Linked DNA regions of Homo sapiens: regions 2 and 3 are each linked to region 1. The links are chromatin contacts, found by Hi-C or POLR2A ChIA-PET in ENCODE. All regions are on one chromosome and are shown on one strand. Each heading gives the region's core, a stretch centred on a gene start or an enhancer-like site at or near the end of the contact. The rest is flanking DNA. Distances are from core to core; before and after follow the strand shown.

Region 1 (2,583 bases), core at 48-2,547:
ATTAGGTCGAGGGATCTGAGGTTTTCATAATACACTGTGAATTTTTTTAAACCCTGTAAAAGACATTTAGCAAGACTGCTATAGCAGACAAATTTGTTCATTAGTCAAAGTTGCACAGAGGGTTAAACACCAGGAGGCTTTAGGTCACACTACAGTAGCAACCAATTAAAAAAATAATATTAGAAAGACATTCTGATTTGATGAGACTTTCTTTAAATGTACTTTGCTCTCTCTATAAAGGGAAAAAATATATAAAAGGAAACTCTTAAAGAGGTTGGAATGGGTTGCTGGCAGATTACAATTGATTTCATGCCAGTCTGACCTTGCACCACATTCTGTGATCTTTTCAGAAGATGAAACTCAAGATTCTGAACCTGTATTTCAGTTTCCTATGTAAATGAAAAGACACAGTCTCCTCTGTAGGTCCAAACACTAACGTATCAGGTCTTTGCATTCCTTTATTTAGAAAAAGGTACTTTGCAGTTTCTTCATGACTGGGATGTCACCCTTCCAGGGTAGCAGAGAGGAGCAGAGCTGAGTCAGTGGAAAAGGCATCCTCATACCCTGGCAGGAGACATGCCAGCGGGAGACCTATTATCCCTGGAGTCCCCACAACCTTCCCTCTCTTCCTAAGAATTTCTAAATCAGGAAATGCAGGTGTCATATTTTCTTTGATGTGCTCAATGCAACTAGGTCCAGGGGCTTGAGTGCAAATCTGTTTCTGCAACTGCATTTGGGACACAGGCTCTTCTTCATGTTTCTTACTTAGATTTCACCCAATATTCTGAAACACCAAGGAGTATGGGGATTTGATGCTTGTGGATCAAGTGCTAATTGTTTCAAGTCCTACCAGGGAGAACTCAAGGGCAGCATGAGCACAGATGATATCAGAATGTCTGGGTAGCGGGTCTGGGTCAGCCCCTGTGCATTCAAGTGAGGAAGCATTGACTGAAGAGTCTTTGTCAATCATGGAGGATTATTGGAGTTTGGAGTAGAACGACAATGCAAAGATTAACCTGAGATTTGGTGAGTGTTAGAAGCTGTTTGAGCTCAAAGCAAGAATCAACCCCTACAATATGGCTGTCTAAATTGTTGGGGGAGGACAGCTTTGCAACTAAAGGAGGGCAATGTCTAGCAATGCCAGGTGACTGGGATTGGTGAATGAACGGAGTCACACAGAGCTCTCAGAGGAGTTAAAGAGAACATCTTGCAAAATATTTGCTTTCTATTGTCATAATACATTCATGAATAATTTTCACTGCCGTTTATTTTGTTTGTTTGCAAGGTGAAGAACCTCCTGCTGTTACATCTGTTGTTATGACTCATAGTACTGAAACTGGGCTTCCTGAAGAGGGCTGAACGATTGTGAGTGGGATGAGTCAAATCTGGTGGGACTGACGTAAGACCAATACCACAGTAGAATGCAGTCTTCTCTTGCTGCAACTTTCAGGTAGGTTTGTGGGTATTAGAATTACTGTTTACAAAAAAGAATCAAATTTGATCCCATGGTGTGGTGGCAGAAAGCTTTGTTCCCACTGCTTTTTAAATGGGGGTACATACTCACAGAATATTCTTCCATGTCTTGGAAGCAATTCTCATCATTTGTAAGCAAACACTGGGCAAGAAAATCCCTATAGCAAGATTTTCTGTACAAGAATCTTCCCTCTGTAACAAGAGAGGGGTTTTTTTGTTTTGTTTTGTTCTGTTTCTTGAAGTCTTGGTAACTAGAACGGTGCCAGGGACTGGCACACAGTAAGCATTCAAGACATAGTTGCTGGATGAATGAATGAAGGAATAAGTGAATGAGAAAGTGAAGAAACATTGGGGCATGGACTTCTCCTTCCACCTTTACTACTGATTAAAAAATAAATAAAATCAGATCACGAGTTCCCGTTAGTCCTCATCACAGAATATAATTTTGTTTTTCTTTTGGAAGGTCAATCCAGCCGCCCAAATCAGAGGTTCAGCCCAGGTGTTCTGCTTTACATATTTCCACTTCACCATACATTTATTTAGCACTTCCGATGTGTCTCTAAGTGGTGTCTTACAGGAAATCAGAAAGGATGTTGTTTGACCATTCCTTTTAGATTTTTAGATGCCAGCTTCACAACTATTTAACCTTCCACACAATCAAAATTTAACCTTGAGTTAAAAACCATTAAGTGAAGTATGTGCATTAGAAGACTGGTTTCACTATGTAAGTATTCAATGTCCACAGCCACACAGACACATCTTTTACAAATACATTAAGGTCAGTGAGATGAGAGGAGGTGGTTCTTAGTAAAACAGGCCTCTTTCTGCAGGGTATGCATTCAGAAGGCAGGTATAAAGGCAAAGGCTTTTCCCTTAAGGGTTATTCCAGTCTTGCTCACGATGTATTTGCCCAACACTCACTCTTTGTATTTTGAATACTGGTTACTCAGCCTCTTGACACTTTTGGTACTGCAGATTGTATCACTAACAATCTATAGTCCTTATAATATCAGGAACTTGGAACCAACACTACTCTGTGTTAACACAAAGAAATAATAGGTTAAAAAATTAGCTTCAATCGGGGTTCTTCATTCCTTGATTATTTCTCAT
Region 2 (2,583 bases), core at 52-2,551, 2.8 Mb after region 1:
AAAAATAGTCCAATCTTTTGATTCCAGATGCTGAAATAGATGTCCAAAGAGGTGGAGTAAGTAGCCCATGACCACACAGCACATCAGGGCAGGGTCAGAACCAGACCTTATACTACATTCAGTTCTCATCCTTACGCCCTGATGTCAGCTACATCCGTGAGGGTGCAGACTCTGCTCAGCTCTGGTGCAGCCAGTAGCCAGTTGTGGAACTTGGGTAAAGCATGCTGCTTTTCTGACCCAAGTGCCCCCATATGTAAAACGGGACCAAGAATAATCCCTGTGTCTCAAGCTTGACATAAGGCTCAAAATGCAGTACCATGCAAGAAAAGGCTTTGTGTTCTGTGGACTGTGAACTGTGCAAACAGTCTCTGCTCCTCCTTTTGATCACTAAGCAGTTTTTAAAAAGATAATAATGATCCTCCCATCTGCTCCTACTTTGAGTTTCTCAGACTCCTGAAGCAGAGAGAGGGGCACCAGAGACACTGCCCTCCTGGCTCCTGGCACCTGGCCCCCTCCAATGCCACTGGCATGGGACGAGATCATTAAGACTTCAAGGAGAACTTAGAGGAGAGAAAAGCTCCCTCTTCGCCTCCCAGCCTCATCATGATTTTGATCAATTTTCTAGGACAAAGCAGCCTTCTGTGGCTACATTGGGTGTCTCTTCTCTACTCGGCAAGTAGTCACTGACCTCCTCCAGCACGCTCCAGTTTTAGGAGTTACTAAAGACCTATGGAACATAACTTTGTTGGCAGAGGGTTCAGCCTGGTTGAGGAACAGCACAAATGGAGGAAATGTGGCCACCTGCAATTCAGATCAAAATGGTTGGTGTCAAGTCTCAAGCCCTGAGCGAAGTCACAGCAAAGACGGACTTGGGCCATCTCACAGAGACTAGATATGGCCAGGAGGGGAGGGGCTGCAGGGACAAGAGGCCACCCAGGCTGGAGAATAGCCCCAGAGAAGGCACCAAAGCGTGGCAGGGGAACCCGGACCAGCCAGCCCTTGGACCCCCAGCCCCCGTGACTGCCTCTGGGCTCTTAGGGCCAGTGGAAAGAAGAACCGTAAAAAGGTAGCGGGAAGGTGTTGGGAGAGGCTCTGGCACTGCTATGATCTGGGTCCCAGCCAGTGCCTGGCTCAGCCAAACCTGTGGCTGGGTTTCCAGGCATCTGCTCCCGAATCGTTTCTAAACAAGCTGGAATCTGCCCTTTAGAGCCCTCAACAGAAACACGCAAAGTCCAGGGGTAAGGCCCAGGCCCCAAGGGTGAAGAAAGCTGTGCTCGCCAGTAGCCTGCGGAAGTAAGGAAAAGAGGGGGAGGCTGAGGGGACAGAGGGTGCGTCAGAGGGCCCTAAAAGAGGAAGTCGCCCAGTATCAGTTCTGCTCCCGAGGATGGGAAATACCCTCCGTGCTCCCAGCCCCGGGCAGCTGTCCCCGTCTCCTCACCTGAAGCCACAGACCTGGGGCCAGGGCCACCTGGGTCCTGGGTCCCATCCTCCCTTTCAAGATTCCCCAAGGCTACTGAGTTCTGAGCACTTCCGGGGGCCTAGGGTGGCCGGGCATGGACTGCAGACCCAGGATCCCTGCTAGGCAGGGTGCGGGTACAGAGTTTTATTGGGGCCGGGCCAGGTGCAGCAGCTGACACCTATAATCCCAGCACTTTGGGAGGCCGAGGCGGGTGGCTCACTTGAGGTTAGGAGTTCGGGACCAGCCTGGCCAACATAGTGAAACCCCATCTGTACTAAAAATATAAAAGTTAGTCGGGCATGATGGCGCACACCTGTAACCCCAGCTACTTGGGAGGCTGAGGCAGGAGGATCCTTTGAACCTGGGAGACGGAGGTTGCAGTGAGCCAAGATCCCGCCACTGCACTCCAGCCTGGGCAACAGGGCAAGACTCCATCTCAAAAAAAGAAAGAAAGAAAGTTTTACTGGGGCCCAAACCTCAGGGGTTAGGAAAGAGGCCCCAGTCCTCAGAATTGAAATCCAAGGAAGGAAGCCGAAGACAACTCATCTCCCCTCCCTGCTATTCCAAGAGGCCTTCAAGGAAGGGAGGGGTCTCAGAACCACTAAGGGGCCTTCCTCACTCCCACTTACTCAGGGGCAGAAGACTCAGTTGAAGACCTCCAAATCCAGAGACTTGGTAATTAAGTCAAAGCCTGGCTATGCTGGGAGAATGGCCTCCAGACCCTGGCAGAAAATGGGGTAAGGGCTGGTGAGGCTCCCCACCTTCCTTCCTCTACAATCTGCTAGAACCCAAAACGAGAAATGAGGCTTTGGGAAAGGGAGCACAGGAAGAGAAATCACACAGCTTCCCTCCTCCTCCCACTTGCTCTATTGGGCTCCTGCATCTGTTGCTGGGCTGCTAGCAGAGAGGCTGGCAGCTGGCTGTTCTAACTGCAGGTTTCAGCAGTGACAGGCTCCCTTCTCTTGCCCTACTCCATCCACAGGAGCCCCGAGGACTCTGCCTCTCTGGTTTGAACAAGTCTGCACTAAGCACCTTCTAAGCTGACGTCCTGTGCACACTCTGCCTCCAGTCCAGCAGGGCACAGACCGGAGAAAGGAGTGATGACTCACGAGGGGAACTGCCCT
Region 3 (2,583 bases), core at 46-2,545, 2.8 Mb after region 1:
CTGAAGTAAGCTTTTGTTGGAGAGAGAATTCCGGAGGTGCCTGGTCCCTATCAGGACGCAGCTCCTGAGGCATCTAAGGAAATATATGACCAGGTAAGAGCATAGCGTGTGCTTAACAAGCACGTAGGTAAATAAACGTGCGTAAGGCATGGGAGTACAGTATGGGACAGGAAAGGGAGTGGAGGTCACAGCACGTCCTGAGGCTGTGTTTTAAGATGAGAGGTAACATACATGCAGTTTGTCTCAAAATTATATCTTGAGGCCCAGAGGAGGAAGAGAAAAAAGGAAAGAAGAGAAACTAAGTTTAAAACACGGTTTAAGGCTGGGCGCGGTGGCTCACCCCTGTAATCCCAGCACTTTGGGAGGCTGAGGCGGGTGGATCACCTGAGGTCAGGAGTTCGAGACCAGCCTGGCCAACATGGTGAAACCCCGTCTCTACTAAAAATACAAAAATTAGCCCAGGCGTGGTGGCACATGCCTGTAATGCCAGCTACTCGGAAGGCTGAGGCAGGAGAATCGCTTGAACCTGGGAGACGAAGGTTGCAGTGATCCGAGATCACGCCACTGCATTCCAGCTTGGGCGACAGAGCGAGACTGTAAAAAAAAAAAATAGATAAAAAAATTTTAAAAATCGCGGTTTGAGGCTCAGCTGCTGAGCTGCTGGTTAAAAGCCTCTTTCTTGGGTCTCTCAGCTTCCTGGGACTTTGGGGGCAGGTCTGCATAAACTGCTTAGTTGTGGACCCCCCTCCAACAATTAGGTAGGGGACTACTCAGTATTCATCCATCGGTGTCCTCAGACCCCCAGACGGGGAGGCCCTGGGGCAACGCCAAGACTCACACCGGCGTCCTGGCGCCTTTGCCCTCAAGGGCCTGCAACTACCTCCTCCCCATTCGGAGCGGCCGCGGCCACATCCTTAACGCCAAGCCGGCACGCCAGGCAAAAGCGGCTCGGACGCCCTCACCCCACCTTCCGCACTCAGGGCCGAGGCTGTGCCTGGCCACCTGCTTCCCAGCACATGCACACACGCGCGCGCGCACACACCCACACACACGTACCCACGGCCGGCCGGGCTACCCGGACCACTTTGATCCGAAGGCACTGGAGGCCCAGAGGGAAGGAAAGGGAGGGGTGGCCGGAGCCCGCTAGCGCCCCAGGACAGCCTCGGGTTGCCCCAGGCGGTAGCCCTGTGGGACAGTGGTTCCCCGTCCGCGGCCTCGGGGGCGGGGCGTCTGTAGGCCTCGCCCCGCTGACGTCAGCCCTGCGGGGCGCTGGCGGAGCGGGCGGCGGAGCTGTCAGTCCCAGCCCAAGGGTAGCTGGAGGCGCGCAGGCCGGCTCCGCTCCGGCCCCGGACGATGCGGCGCGCCCAGGATGCTGCCGTGCCTCGTAGTGCTGCTGGCGGCGCTCCTCAGCCTCCGTCTTGGCTCAGACGCTCATGGTAAGGCTCCGGGACGCGGCCCTTCCCTGCCCTGCCCTCTCCGCGCCCGCTCCATTAAAGTTCTCCATCCAGTGGAGAGCCCTGGCTGGCTGGCCCTCTGGCAGAGCGGTGCCCGGGTGCTCCCTTACTCTGGCAAACCTGGATCTCAGGCTCACCTGTTGTGGAAGTGGAAGAGGCTGAAATTGACAGGAACTGACGGATTGGGAAGGATAGAGAAGTATGCGCAAGGCCAAACCCCCAACCCGCAAACCTCATCATCCACCCACTTCTAGATGAGCCGTAAGTTTAGCTCTAGGTTTTTTGCTGTTTAGGTTCAAATGATGGGACTTCTTGTCCCCTTGGGGAATAATTTTGATCTCCTGACTCTCCCTTCTCTTAGTCGACTCTTCAACTAACCTCTGTCTGTCCTTCTCCCATCTCACCTTCATCCCTCACTGATCACCCCGATCTGATCCCCCTTGCTCCACCTGTAGCCCCCAACTCACTCCCACTGCCCCCTGCCTCTCTCCTCCTAACCCAGCCAGTTCAGGCTTCTAACCCAGTTCAGGCTCCTAACCCAGACAGTTCTCCGGCAAGGTTTCTGCAACTAAGAAAAGTAAACCCCAGAGACAGAATGAAAGAGCCGGGAGTTGGAAGGACCAAGAGCAGAGACAGAGAGCAAGGACCGAAACTGCTTCTTCATGACACCAAAATACAAAGTAAAACATGCAGTCAGCCATTCACGTGATCGAGAGCTGAGTCGGAGATGTGCAGCCCAAATACCACAACGACTCGCTGCATTTTTCACTTTCCGTCTAATGTTTCGAAATCAAGGCACTGACGTGAAGATCAAAGACGGTATAAGAAAGAAAGCAAGAGACAGATGACAGAGTCCTCCCCCCCAAAAAATAAATAAAAAACAGGTGCATGATTAGAGAGATGTAGAGAAGTTAGAACACTAGGGAGCGGGAGCAGAGTCGCTGTCAAATGGAGAGAACTTAGAGGATCAAGGAGGAGAGAAAGGGAACCAACCAGCCGTTGGCCTTGCACATACTTCAGTCTGCTTGATCAACAAGACTCTTAAAGTAGAAATGTTTGTTGCATTCTTACAAAGAAGACAATGCCTTCAGCAGTGTTTCCCATGGTGAATGGTGTGTACTGGGGGTAA

The links. Hi-C counts contacts between places; a loop is a spot of excess contacts on that map. ChIA-PET counts read pairs that join two places held with the same protein, here RNA polymerase II (POLR2A). Pooled maps may share reads with other maps.
Region 2: a loop to region 1 is called in a pooled map, with 10 times the contacts of the local background. The contact joins two enhancer-like sites. A Hi-C loop is called at or near these places in 2 of 37 single-sample maps with no recorded cell type and 2 of 50 pooled maps.
Region 3: a pooled map shows a loop between it and region 1 (16-fold over the local background). The contact joins the promoter of IL10RA here to the enhancer-like site in region 1. A Hi-C loop is called at or near these places in 1 of 37 single-sample maps with no recorded cell type and 2 of 50 pooled maps. POLR2A ChIA-PET finds 5 or more read pairs at or near these places in 1 of 52 experiments (A549).

Annotation. Positions count from the first base shown.
Region 1 is chr11:115,221,279-115,223,861 of GRCh38, forward strand. All of the region lies in intron 5 of CADM1 (cell adhesion molecule 1), which reads right to left. Among named protein-coding and RNA genes, the nearest start is that of CADM1-AS1, 170 kb to the right of the region's middle. RefSeq lists an enhancer at 1,262-2,070. Within about 2 kb of position 1,298, at least 6 of the 41 ENCODE cell types and tissues checked have a DNase peak (open chromatin) inside an H3K27ac peak, as active enhancers do.
Region 2 is chr11:118,009,795-118,012,377 of GRCh38, forward strand. All of the region lies in intron 4 of SMIM35 (small integral membrane protein 35), which reads right to left. Among named protein-coding and RNA genes, the nearest start is that of IL10RA, 25 kb to the left of the region's middle. RefSeq lists a silencer at 122-171 and enhancers at 696-795, 941-1,441. Within about 2 kb of position 1,302, at least 21 of the 41 ENCODE cell types and tissues checked have a DNase peak (open chromatin) inside an H3K27ac peak, as active enhancers do.
Region 3 is chr11:117,985,099-117,987,681 of GRCh38, forward strand. IL10RA (interleukin 10 receptor subunit alpha) reads left to right here and starts at 1,296. Exons shown (of 7, transcript NM_001558.4): 1 at 1,296-1,436. The coding sequence starts at 1,370. RefSeq lists enhancers at 724-783, 2,174-2,473 and silencers at 974-1,073, 1,094-1,373.